Regions from separate parts of the Homo sapiens genome. Here regions 1, 2 and 4 are each linked to region 3. A link is a contact called in ENCODE Hi-C or POLR2A ChIA-PET data. All regions are on one chromosome and are shown on one strand. Each heading gives the region's core, a stretch centred on a gene start or an enhancer-like site at or near the end of the contact. The rest is flanking DNA. Distances are from core to core; before and after follow the strand shown. Region 1 overlaps RBMS1 (RNA binding motif single stranded interacting protein 1). Region 2 holds the start of PLA2R1 (phospholipase A2 receptor 1). Region 3 holds the start of LINC02478 (long intergenic non-protein coding RNA 2478). Region 4 overlaps RBMS1 (RNA binding motif single stranded interacting protein 1).

The links. Hi-C counts contacts between places; a loop is a spot of excess contacts on that map. ChIA-PET counts read pairs that join two places held with the same protein, here RNA polymerase II (POLR2A). Pooled maps may share reads with other maps.
Region 1: a loop to region 3 is called in a pooled map, with 2.7 times the contacts of the local background. The contact joins the enhancer-like site here to the promoter of LINC02478 in region 3. A Hi-C loop is called at or near these places in 6 of 50 pooled maps. POLR2A ChIA-PET finds 5 or more read pairs at or near these places in 3 of 52 experiments (AG04450, OCI-LY7 and naive thymus-derived CD4-positive, alpha-beta T cell).
Region 2: a map of chondrocyte shows a loop between it and region 3 (2.0-fold over the local background). The contact joins the promoter of PLA2R1 here to the promoter of LINC02478 in region 3. A Hi-C loop is called at or near these places in 1 of 168 maps with a recorded cell type or tissue (chondrocyte).
Region 4: a loop to region 3 is called in a map of PC-9, with 4 times the contacts of the local background. The contact joins the enhancer-like site here to the promoter of LINC02478 in region 3. A Hi-C loop is called at or near these places in 19 of 168 maps with a recorded cell type or tissue (B cell, CD4-positive, alpha-beta memory T cell, IMR-90 and 13 more) and 29 of 50 pooled maps. POLR2A ChIA-PET finds 5 or more read pairs at or near these places in 10 of 52 experiments (AG04450, CD4-positive, alpha-beta T cell, CD4-positive, alpha-beta memory T cell and 6 more).

The regions. Positions count from the first base shown.
Region 1 is chr2:160,468,151-160,470,914 of GRCh38, reverse strand. The region is part of intron 1 of RBMS1 (RNA binding motif single stranded interacting protein 1); the gene reads left to right. Among named protein-coding and RNA genes, the nearest start is that of RBMS1, 24 kb to the left of the region's middle. Within about 2 kb of position 1,439, at least 2 of the 41 ENCODE cell types and tissues checked have a DNase peak (open chromatin) inside an H3K27ac peak, as active enhancers do.
Region 2 is chr2:160,061,151-160,064,009 of GRCh38, reverse strand. It overlaps PLA2R1 (phospholipase A2 receptor 1), which reads left to right and starts at 1,395. Exons shown (of 30, transcript NM_007366.5): 1 at 1,395-1,715. The coding sequence starts at 1,607.
Region 3 is chr2:160,270,392-160,273,173 of GRCh38, reverse strand. LINC02478 (long intergenic non-protein coding RNA 2478) reads left to right here and starts at 1,279. Exons shown (of 2, transcript NR_103775.1): 1 at 1,279-1,454. RBMS1 (RNA binding motif single stranded interacting protein 1) reads left to right here. Exons shown (of 14, transcript NM_016836.4): 14 at 1-1,023. RefSeq lists an enhancer at 2,462-2,782.
Region 4 is chr2:160,401,831-160,404,861 of GRCh38, reverse strand. The region is part of intron 1 of RBMS1 (RNA binding motif single stranded interacting protein 1); the gene reads left to right. Among named protein-coding and RNA genes, the nearest start is that of MIR4785, 4.5 kb to the left of the region's middle. Within about 2 kb of position 1,406, at least 8 of the 41 ENCODE cell types and tissues checked have a DNase peak (open chromatin) inside an H3K27ac peak, as active enhancers do; they include CD8-positive, alpha-beta T cell, PC-9 and sigmoid colon, where a contact is called at or near this core.

The sequences.
Region 1 (2,764 bases), core at 190-2,689, 200 kb before region 3:
AAGACATGGGTCCGAGAGAGACCATTCTTGGAACTGAAGGCAAGAATTACACCATGTTGGTTTCCTGTTACATTTTCTTACATTATAACATTCATTGCACAGATATTCTTAACTAGGCATATGGGGGATTCATAGGTTGGTCATACCCCCCCCACTCTGAGAGCGAGTACAGTACAGTCTGATACAGGAAATAGAATATAGTAAACAGACATTAACAATCTAAGATGAGGGCCACGGATGGTATCAGGAGAGAGATCTGCAGAAAAACTAGAGAAATAGACCTAATTTCTGTCCAGGAAAGATAAAAAATGTTCTATGGATGAGGCAACATCCATCTTGCATAGCTGTAGGAATTTCCTGGCAGGTATAGACTATGATAGAATTTACTATAATAAGGAACATTGTTATTAACAATAACGATAGTAATGATAGTGATTACAGGTAACATTTTTAAATATTTACCATGTGATGGGCACTGTTCTAGAAAATTTATATGTATGCAAATCACTATTGTTAAAATATAAAACATAGATAAGTATGAACATATTTTATGTTAGAGTAAGTAATAGGAAAAAGGAAGAGGACAACAAATTGATGTGGTTGATAAATAGAATAAATTTAATTTATAAATGTTATACTTTTTCATATAATCAGGAAAATACCTGTGTACTGTGAGAAGTAAATAATGTTGTTGTTTTCTACTGACAATCGAAAAACTCTATAATACAGATAATTAACATACGCTAGGAAGTAAAAATAAATTGGGTTTATAGAATAATATTGGGGAGTGTGATGTGGAGCTGTTCCAAGCAGAACACCAGCTTGCATTTGTTTTTCTTTTACATCTACACCCACACAACAGCCTCATGGGTTTAAAAATATATCTGTGCAGTTTTACTGTCTTGGCTCTGGAGTACCATACTCAATGAAATCCTAGTTACCAGCATAAGGCTTCAGATGTTGCCAGTACAGGCCAGACATTTTTTATTAAGAATCTTCTTTATCATTCCTCCTTTCAGAAATTTCTAGCCCCTCCCTGATTTTCACTGTTGTGTCTATTCATTACGAGGTCAACTTTTCGTCTCCTTTATTTTATTTCAGCTTTTTGAAATCTGTTAACCTCTTTCCAACTTACATTCCAGAATGAGTCTGCCCTGTAATTCTATGTTATCTCATGACAGCTCTTTGGGTACTTCCCCAGAATCATTTCTGCGTTGATACGCTTGTTTGAGAGTTAGTTACAGAATACCAATAAAGTCCTGAGAGGAAACAGAAGGTCTGGGTAGAAATGCTGAGGGTAGTGACTCCCTGAAGAAAAGGGTCTGTGGAGAGGTGGGTACCAAGATGGGAAACTAGAAAGCGTTGGATAGTGATTCTTGCAGAGTGTTAGCCAACTGAGAAGAAATTAGAACCCACTAAAGAAACAACACATTTAGAGAATGGTTGGAAGCTCTCAAGGCCCTGCAGCCCCGAGTTGCAGACACCTTGTGTGGGCGGACTCCAGGGAAGCCTGGAGTCAGGGCTGGGTGGCAACAAGAACCAAAGAGATGAGAAACAGCCCCAGGCGGGAAGCTCTGGGTCCTGTCCTGCCTCTCTGACAAAGAGGACAGGACGCTGGTTTGAGTTAAGGTTGAAAACGAGGGTAAACTCAGAAAAGAGATTGCAAGTGCAATGAAAGAATGATTTAATGTGTAAAGATGAGCCAGACCATGTGGAATTTGAAAGGGCACCTATGATATGTCTAATTTGTATGTAGTTTATTTCCTAAGATTCTCTTTGTGTTTTCTTGTAAACAGTTACCAGGACCCAAATCAGGGATGAGGGTATTCCAAGAAAAGTACAAAGGCATGAATCCAAGTGGCTCTGTCTTTGGAGGGGAAACCTGTATTCTTTTAGATGATGGTAACAGAACATTTCCCAAGAAATGGCATTAGAGACTGTGTTGAAGGGTCCTCTGGGGCTGGGTTTTGGCATATGTATATATAATAATTCTAACACAGGTAGCCCTATCCATGGGTAAAGGCAAAACTAATGCTAACAAATAATATTTTCTGTGAGCCATGATTTAGCTAACCCCTGATACTTCCTTTCATGCAAGAGTTTGAATCTCTCTTGACCAAAATATATGTTCACTTTTCAAAGTTGAATTAATGGATACAAATTACTTTAATGATGTCTTACATTGTAGATTTTTTAAAAGCCTTCAAGATGAAGTTACCTCAAACTTTCCTGCCCCAAATAGAAGTTAATAATATCTACTTAATCTATACATTTTAACCAAATGATCAAATTTACCTGTCCCACATACTGTACATAATACTATTAGTTTGAGTGAAAGCTAATCAAAGTAATCAGAAAATAGATTGTATGTTTTTTGTTGAAATTGAAGGAATGAAAATAAGTTTACTTATATTAAGGCTGACTTTTCATAGATAAACTTCCAATGCTAGGCAGTAAAAACGCCTACTCAAGATTGGAGCAGGGTGCATTTACCTGTCTAACCATTTTGTAACTGTGCCATAACCATGTTGGCAAACAGTCCAAAACTAAATCAGATAGAAACATGAATCCATGTTCTCAGAGATATTGTTAATGAGCCACTTGTGAGCAGGGGTCGTGCCTTCAATTTCTTTGAAACCTTTGTTACTCATGTAGTGGATACCCACTAATAAATATTTGTTGAGTGACCCAGACCCATATATATAATATCACCTTATTCTTTTAGGAAAATGGCTACTACATTTCTTTAATTCTAATGCACACC
Region 2 (2,859 bases), core at 146-2,645, 210 kb after region 3:
TTCCCATAGCAATGTAGTTCTGAGGCCATAGGAGAGATGGATACATAGTTTGTGGCTGAAGTCTGTGTAATCTACTAGGCTTAAAGCATCTCTTTTCTGCATGTTTTCAAGCAAGGATGCTGAATTCTACATGTAATGATATGTTATAAACTCTACACACATTGGAACCTCTCACATCCTCTCAACCCACCTCTTATTCCAGCCCCCTCTGCAGCCTGTTTCCCCCGGCTGTCCCCCACCCCCCAACCCTCTGAGAAACAACCTGACAGCGCCTCACCTTTTGCCATGCTATGCACCCAGGGCTTCTAAGAGACAAGGTATGGGACCATGACTGAAACTCACCACTGCTGTAGAACAGTGCAGAGGAGTTAATAACCCTAGGATCTCCCTTACCAACAGGGAAGGATAAAGTCCATGGATAAACGCTTGCCCCTTTTGTCCTCGACAGACAGTTCTGAGGCTCTCTGAGGTTCCTGCAGGACTGAGCACCTTTTGTTAAGGCCATGGCCAAGGCAACCACTTTCCCTTCTTCCCCATTTGGCTCTGACCTTCAATCTTGCTCCCTGCTAGGCATTTCCTTCCAGGCTCTGCTTTCTGCCCCTCCCCTCCCCCTCTCTTATGTTTTAATGACTAATGTCAAGGTCCCGCTGAGGAAAGGTCTTATATGAGCCTGTTCTCAGAATATTAAACGCTTCCAGTGTTCTGCTGGTTATTTGAAGGAGGACAGTTAGAACGACTACATTCTAGCCAGGGCTGTCCTACTTGCTAGAGAGTAACTTTTGCTGGATTAGGAAGTAACCTAGAGCAAAGCACTTCGACTTTCTGGGCAGGGTTTCTCAGCTGTAAAAATGGGATAATAGGGACCCCGGCTACTTTGCGGGGCTTGGGGGATCAAAGGAGTTGGAAAGAGGAGGTTATTTCAAAACCGAAGGAGCTGAATAGAAGAATCTCCGGGTTACTCTGGGGCAAGGAAGGTGGAGACCACGGCGTGGCCCCTCAGGTGTCTCCAGTGCTCCACAAGTCAAAGGAGTCCAGGACCCTCCCAAAGCGCCTGCGTCGCGGAGCAGCTGGGTTCACTCTAGGCTGCCCGCTGCAAATCCGCGGTGTTTACCAGAATCCAGGTGGTTTGCAAACCCGGATGTCAGGCTCCTTGTCCCGGAGATTCTCAAATCGCTCACCCACAACTCCTCTTCGGCCTCCCCCAGAAAGGAGAGAGCAGGGCTGCAAGCTAGAGGAGCGGAGAGTGTGACCCGAGCAGCCTCACTCCGCCTGTCCCCACCCCAAAGGCAGGAATTTCTGGGATGGGCAGATGGCCCACCCCTCCTCCTCCTCCTTCCCCAAGCCGCAGTGGGTGGGGCGAGGAAAACCTCCGCGACTTTCCCGCATCCCAGCCCAGAGCCCCGAGTGTCGGTTCACTGTGGAGACAGCGGTGGCGGAGTGGGTCTCCAGGGCTCTGGGCTGGCAAGGCCCCCGGAGGGGGTGGGGCGCGGAGGAGGCTACGGATCCGCTTCCGCGCGGCGGGGCCGGGTGCTTGGGACGCGGCTCTGGGCTCCCGGGATAAGGGGCTCCCGGGACAAGGGGCTCCCGGAGAGCCCAGTGGTTAGCGATGCTGCTGTCGCCGTCGCTGCTGCTGCTGCTGCTGCTGGGGGCGCCGCGGGGCTGCGCCGAGGGTGTGGCGGCGGCGCTTACCCCCGAGCGGCTCCTGGAGTGGCAGGGTGAGTCTCCCAGGGTCGGGGACTGGATCGGTACGTTGGGGAGGGGGGTCGGGGTGGTCGAAGGAGAGGAAGAAGGGGCGAAGCTAGGGGCCAAGCTGGCGGGCAAGGGCGGCCGCGTTTGTAGGGGTTCGTGTGTCAGCAGTCCTGAGCATGGGGGGAGCGGGTGGTGTCCTGCAGCCTCTTGTCTAGGCCCAGCACCCCACTTGCGCGGCCCGGCACCCTCCTGGCTCCTGCGGGGGTCGGGCGGCGGGGGCGGGGGGGCTTGGTCTCGCAGGTAACTCCTCTCGGCTCTGGCGCCCGGAGCCAGCCCGGGATAGGAGTGTCGGAGAAGTTTCAAAACGGAAACTTTCTGAGAGCTGCTTATTTGGGACGGATAAATGATAGCAAAAAGATGGCTCAGTTCGTCCCCTTGCAAAGCAAGCGCTCAGGGTCTGCGTCGCCACCTAGGAGTGACCCCCAAGCCAGGCCTCCCCAGTCCATCCCTTCCTTAAGGAAAACTTTTTTTGTTTGTTTGTTTTTTGAGACAGGGTCTTGCTCTGTCGCCCAGGCTGTAGTGTAATGGCGGGATCTCGGCTCACTGCAGCCTCCGCCTCCCGGGGTCAAGCGATCCTCCCACCTCAGCCTCCCGAGTAGCTGGGACCACAGGTGTGCGCCCGCACGCCCAGCAAAATTTTTGTATTTTTGGTGGAGACGGAGTTTCACCATGTTGCCCAGGCTGGTCTCCAACTCCTGGGCCCAAGTGATCCGCCCACCTCGTCCTCCCAAAGTTCTGGGATTACAGGCCTGACCCACCGCACCCCGCCTGAAAACATCAGGCCAGGTGAGGGAGAGAAGCCCCAGTGGCTCCATGAACTGCGTGATCTGAAGCCTTTATGCCTTAGTCTCTCTCAGTGGAAAAACGGGGTTCAATTCAGCAAACACTTATTGAGCACCTACTACACATGAGACTCAGAAGGTTGTGTAAAGAGAGGGAGGAGAGATTTCTGGCCTGCAGGGGCCCGCATTTGAGAATGGGCCACCTCAGGCAGAGAAGCCTGCGCCTAAGTGCAGAAGTCCATATATGCAAGTAGGAGGGGGACAGGAGGGAGTTAAATATGCCAGGAGGAGCCTCCAGACAGCCTCCATCCTCTCTGCCTTTGGAGAT
Region 3 (2,782 bases), core at 30-2,529:
AATACACAGTTATTTCTACTTTAGTACATATAAGATAATTCACTGTTATTAAAGCTCTTTTATTAAGGCAATTGCATATGTTTTAAAAGCAATGGTAAATTAAGTTGTCTTCCAAAACTGTGTACTTGTCTGGTCAGCTGTGTATGATCAGTTATCTACCTCAGAGTCTATTTTCTTTTGTGCTGGGACAGGTTGCTGGCCCTCCCTGTTTCCACAGACCAAATCCTCCTAGCTCAGGAGCTAGGGCTAAGCAGTTATTTCTTTCAAGTATTTTTTAGTTCTTAAATTTTATGCTTGTATTTGATGATAGATGTCAGTGACATTTCATAGTTTCAAAAGTCCTTGCTGCTCTGAGAAGTGTAGATTCTAGTGAAAATTACATAGTCATAAGAGAAATGTGTTTTTGTTTTTGTTTTTGTTTCATTTTTTTAAAGTTGTGGTATTATTGGTTCTATGCTCCCTGGAATATTACTGCTTTGTGAAAGTCCAGACTGAACGCAGCACCCTCTGTGTACCTAGTACAGTTATAAACCTGGGTCTCTCACTACTTGATATTTTTGCATTAGTTAAGACAGAAATTTGATAGCTCGGTTAGAGGGGAGGGGAAATCTGCTGCTAGAAATGTCTGAACTAAGTGCCATACTCGTCTGGGTAAGATTTGGGAAACATAACCTCTGTACATAAAAAAAAAAAAATCAGTTAAACATCACATAGTAGACAGCCATTAAATTATAAAAAAATTAATTTATGAAGAAAGACCTTTTGTACAGATTGAAAAAAAAAGATTTTCATAGAGATATCTATATGATCAAGAGAGTTAATTTTTTATTTTTGTTTTACTAGTGCCACAGACTTGCCAGTGGTAACTTATTTGTCCGGTTCAAGATAACTCTGTAGTTTTCTTTCCTAGGACTTGTTGTTAAACGCCAAAAGACATTTTTGAACTGTACATTTGATCAGATTGTTAGCTTTTCTGTTTTATTTCTTTTGAGAACCTTTGAATAAAAAACATCTGAAATTTTATTTTTCCTGTCAATTTTTTTTAAGTCGATTAAGTGTATATCAGAATTTCATTTCATTTCTGATCTCTTTCTTCAGCTCAGTAGATTGGTTTGAAAGTGAGTTGAAAGTTATGTCAGATTCAATATATCCTCAAAATACATTTCCTTGAAAACAATTGGAAAAACCTTTCCACCCCACTTTTGCTGGTTATTTAAATCTGTGTAATGACCAGAGACGTCAACCCTCAGCTCAGCACGTCAACCGTCAGCTCAGCACGTCAACGGTCGGCTCAGCAAATATCCAGCCCAAAATACACCACTAGTGGTCTGTTCTTAAAGACCAAAAAACCAGGCCCTTTTTCTTCCTCCTTTCTTGCTGCTACGCCTCAACTATTTCATTGCTTGTCAATGCTCAGCAAGGAAGACAGCCTAACAGCAGCCCTCCCACCTGTGGTAAGGAAGCATGTGGGCGAGAACCTCGGGATAATCTTATCTATGCGTTTATGACCAAGGTCCTCTTTCAGAGCTACCTGTTCAGCTGTTCCCGACTGGAGGCTCCCGTGCAGCATTCACGGAGGAGCGAGAACTCCTCTTTCCCTCACTTGACTGCTTTATAGGAGGCACTTAATATGCAAAATAGGCTCCTTCTGCCCAAAGTGGAGTAAACGTTTTAGTGTGGTGGTTCAGTATTTATTTCCTGGTGTCCAGTGGCTCTGTCATGGTGATAAAAAGAGTGGGCAAGGAAAAGATGCAGTCCGCTCCATTTCTGGCTGCGTCCCCTGCCATGTGGATGGTGTGCGGGGTGAGTTAGATAAGGGAGGGGTCAGAGCACTTAACTTGCCGGAGCCAAGAAATCGCTGGTACTTGATGGCTGTTTCAGAGAAGGAAACAACATTCCTCTGATGCTAACTGGTGCTTCTGAGAGCAAAATGTCAGGGAGGAGAGAAGCATGGCCTCTCGAGACAAACCCAGGCTGCTAAGAATGTAAGCTCTGGTCTCACTTTGCGTTCCAGCCAAACACCTAAGTGCTCCTTTCTATGACCAAAGGTAAGAAAGAAATGCAATTCAGGCTCCTGGGCACCTTCGTTTTTGTTCACCCTATTTTTGTTGTAGCTTCTCGCCGCTGAAGTCCGCGGCCCTCTATCTGGCTGTGTTATGTACTGAAACCGGTAAACATACTCAGGAGCACCAATCCACGGAAAAGGGAGGATCAAGCCAGCGATGGTGGTTCACAGTTACCGCTCCCATATAACTAGAGGGGTTGTGGCATGTTTGGGGATAAACCCCACCTAGCTGAAAGCTCTGAGACTGAAGTGGAATTCTGGGGTTGGAGGAGAGGAAAGAGGGTGTGGCCGTTGCTCTGTGGTCTACGTATTTTCCCCTCTATAGTGGCTGGAATGAGGAAAGCCAGGGAGTGGAGGCGGGAGTCCCGTTTTTCACCCCACTGCCACACCCTTCATGGCCAGTGGCTCTAGGTTTATCCGCTGGAGCTTAAATCCCACAAATACTGATTTAAAATTCACTAGGAGAAAGGCAGTGCCTCCCAGCCTGAGCCGGGGCTCAATGAATGTTAAGATATGACTGATTATATCCTCATTCCATTAGGGTAGCCAAAAAGGAAAAGAGCCAGCGCCATTGGGACAAAGGTCACCGACCTCTCAATCGCCCTGCCCCTTCCACAAAAAGCCTGAGATGTCAAGTAGGTGGGGGAGGGAGGAGAGCCGGGAGCTCAGGATTTGAGGAAGGCCAGGCAGTCTCTGCCCCTCGAATAGCAACGCGAT
Region 4 (3,031 bases), core at 157-2,656, 130 kb before region 3:
TTCTAATCTCAGAAGTCCAGTTTAGGGATTCCTCCCACCTTTTTGGGGAGGGAGAACTTGTGAGCTAGGAGGTGAATGATGAAGCAAATGGATGATACAGATGGTAAGTTTGTGATGTTTGGAAGCAGCATTGATATAAAAATGTGGCTGTACTGAATGATTGTACAACTCTTAAAGCTTTCTACATTTTACATATACAGTCATCTCTCAGCATCCGAGGAAGATTGGTTCCAGGATGGCTCAAGGTCCTGATATAAAATTGCGTAGTATTTGTATATAACCTATGTACATCTTCTCGTATTCTTTAATCTCTAGATTACTTATAATACCTGATACTATGTAGATGCTATGTAAATAATTGTTATACTGTATTATTTTCAAATTGTTTTATTGCTATTTTTATTGCTTTTCCCTGAAATATTTTTAATCCACAGTAGGCGGATGCAGAACCTCTTTATACGGAGGGTCGACTGTGTAGGAGTGAGCTAGTTTCAGTTAAAGCAGCGGTGGTTGGTACTCATCTCTCACCTGCCCCCACGTAGTGTAGCTAGGGCATCAGGGAGTACTGATCTCTGGCATCATCTGGGATCAACAGGATTTTCCTGCCTCACAGGCCTGTGAGCACATTAGAAATACACCTGCTCAGCTCAAGTCAAAGTGAGAAGCTTTTGAATGGAGTGATAACCGAGTAGGCAGTATCTAAATAAAGATGATTGGTTCAAGTCTCAGTGGACAAATGTGTACGTTCTATTACTGTTGACTGTGACTTTGAAGTATATGGTGTTCATTAAGCAAATCCAATCTGATCGTATGAAAAGAGCACCCCAAAAACCAAAATGAAACCATTTATCAGGACTTTTGTAGCTATGAAAATATTTTAGTGTGTTTTGAAACAAAAAAAGTGATTTATACTCAAAGGCTTTTAGATATAGAAAATTGGTATTTTCATTTTTCCTTTGTGTTGTTTCTTGAATTCTTTTATTAGCTACTCCTCTTCCTGTTTCCTTCCATTTTGGAACTGCTTTCTTGAGGTAGCTAAGTTACAAACCAACCATACTTTGGTTTCTGCACATCGTGGCATGTAGGAAGGCCTTTTTTGCTAAGCAGTATGTTGTCCTAGTGGTTTCCAGTAGGGTTTTGGAGGTAGGGGAGTGAATGCAAAATTTTTCTGCATGTGTGTATGTGTGTGTTTATATCTGTGTGTGTTTAATGGTCTTGCCCTCCAATAGTTGTACTTGTTAAATGTTGCTAACTTTTGATGAGGGAAGTACTTATCTTCCCAGTTTAAGTAGATTTACATAGTTTACTGCCTTCTTCAAGATTAACTGGGTGTAGCTGCACGTGAGGAATTCAACAGTGATTCAGTGTTTGGCCTTGTTTAGAGGATGACATACAAAGCTGTTGATTAATCCTCTTCAGGCAGTTTCTGTTCACAGCAATTTGTGTTTAGTAGATTGGGTTTTGTTAAAGTTTGAAGATTAAACTTGTGCATAGAAGATATTTAAATGAACACTGCCTGAAACAGTCCCAATTTGTTGTTGTTTTAAAGAAAGTAAACGTCTTCAAGCTACAGAGATTGGAGGTTTAGTGGAGAGTAGCAGAAAGGTAAATTGGTATGTATAAGTAAGGTATTGGCCCATTTTTATGTTATGTTATCTCTGTGTATTTGTGGTCAGGTAGGATCTATGAGTCATGATGATGATATTTTAAAATCTACCCATACATAGCCATTTGAAAACTGTACAATTCATCGTGATTGTCCACTTTTTCTACTAGGGACCGTTTTGGCATCTCATTACATGTTCCATAGTTCACTTCAGGTTTTGAACATACTTCTAGTTTTTTACTTTTCCTTATTTTTAGAGATTACTGTCAACTGGGCTCACCATATATTAGTACTTTTATTTTTGAGACCTTTCTTAGGAGGGTAAGAGTCTATCTGATCCAGGTTTCTGAGAATATATTTATAAAGTACTCACCCAATAAATAAATATTTTAAGGATGTATAAACCTCAGTCATATTTAATCTTCATAGCATCCATATAGAGAAGGTCTGGAGTTTTGAGGCAGTGACATCTTAAGTGGCCTACATGGTGAAAGCTAGGTCCCTGGAGTCAAGGGCTGTGTCTGCTACTAGGAAAAAGAAAGCCCGTCAAGAACAGCTGTGGCCTCACTACACTTCCCTTTACTTGGCCTCCCAAAGACATGTGGCCCACAGTGTCCAGATTTCAGATGTGGGAATTGTAGCTCTTGAATGTATTAGTGTTTTTTTGTTTGTTTTATAAAGGCTTTCACAGATGACATACTAGACACTGAGTTAAATTTGAATTTCAGATAAACAGTGAATAATTTTTTAGTATAAGTATGTCCCAGATTTTCATCACACTGCATTTTTGAATTTGCTAAATCTAGCAGCCCTCTCTCAGGGAAATCCAATTCGCTTTTTAAAACTCATTATAAAAAAAATCATGATAATAAGACATACTATTACTTTTTCCACTGAAAAGTTTGCCCCTTAGCATATTCCTTAGGCCCTGATAACGCACGTTTCACATTTTACCTCCTTGAACCATTTGGTCCATGCTTCCGCCTGCACTCTACCTAATTGAAAGACTATGGCTTAAGTTGTGGCTCTACCATTTGCATGCTTTTTCACTTAACCTCCCTAAGTCTGAGTTTCTGCTAAGTAAAGATAATAGTGCCCACTTCACAGGGTAGTTGTTAATCCTTCTAAGGTGCTATTATTAATGTCCCCACAGAGCAAGCAACAGCGGGTGGTCCTAGGAGACTTCTGTGTGGTCTAGGGAGACCTTGACACAGTCGCCTAAGAATGGACCGTGTTTACAGCCTCTAAGAATGGACTGTGTTTAGAATGAGGGGCAGCCTGAAAAAGGGTAAGGACCTGAGGTTGAAAATGAAATTCTCAACCACATTTTTTTAAAAAAAGAAAGTACCAAGAAGTAGAAAAGTGGATCCCACCATATTTTTAAACAGTTGGTCATGGTTTATGCCCTCGATAGCAGAATTTGCT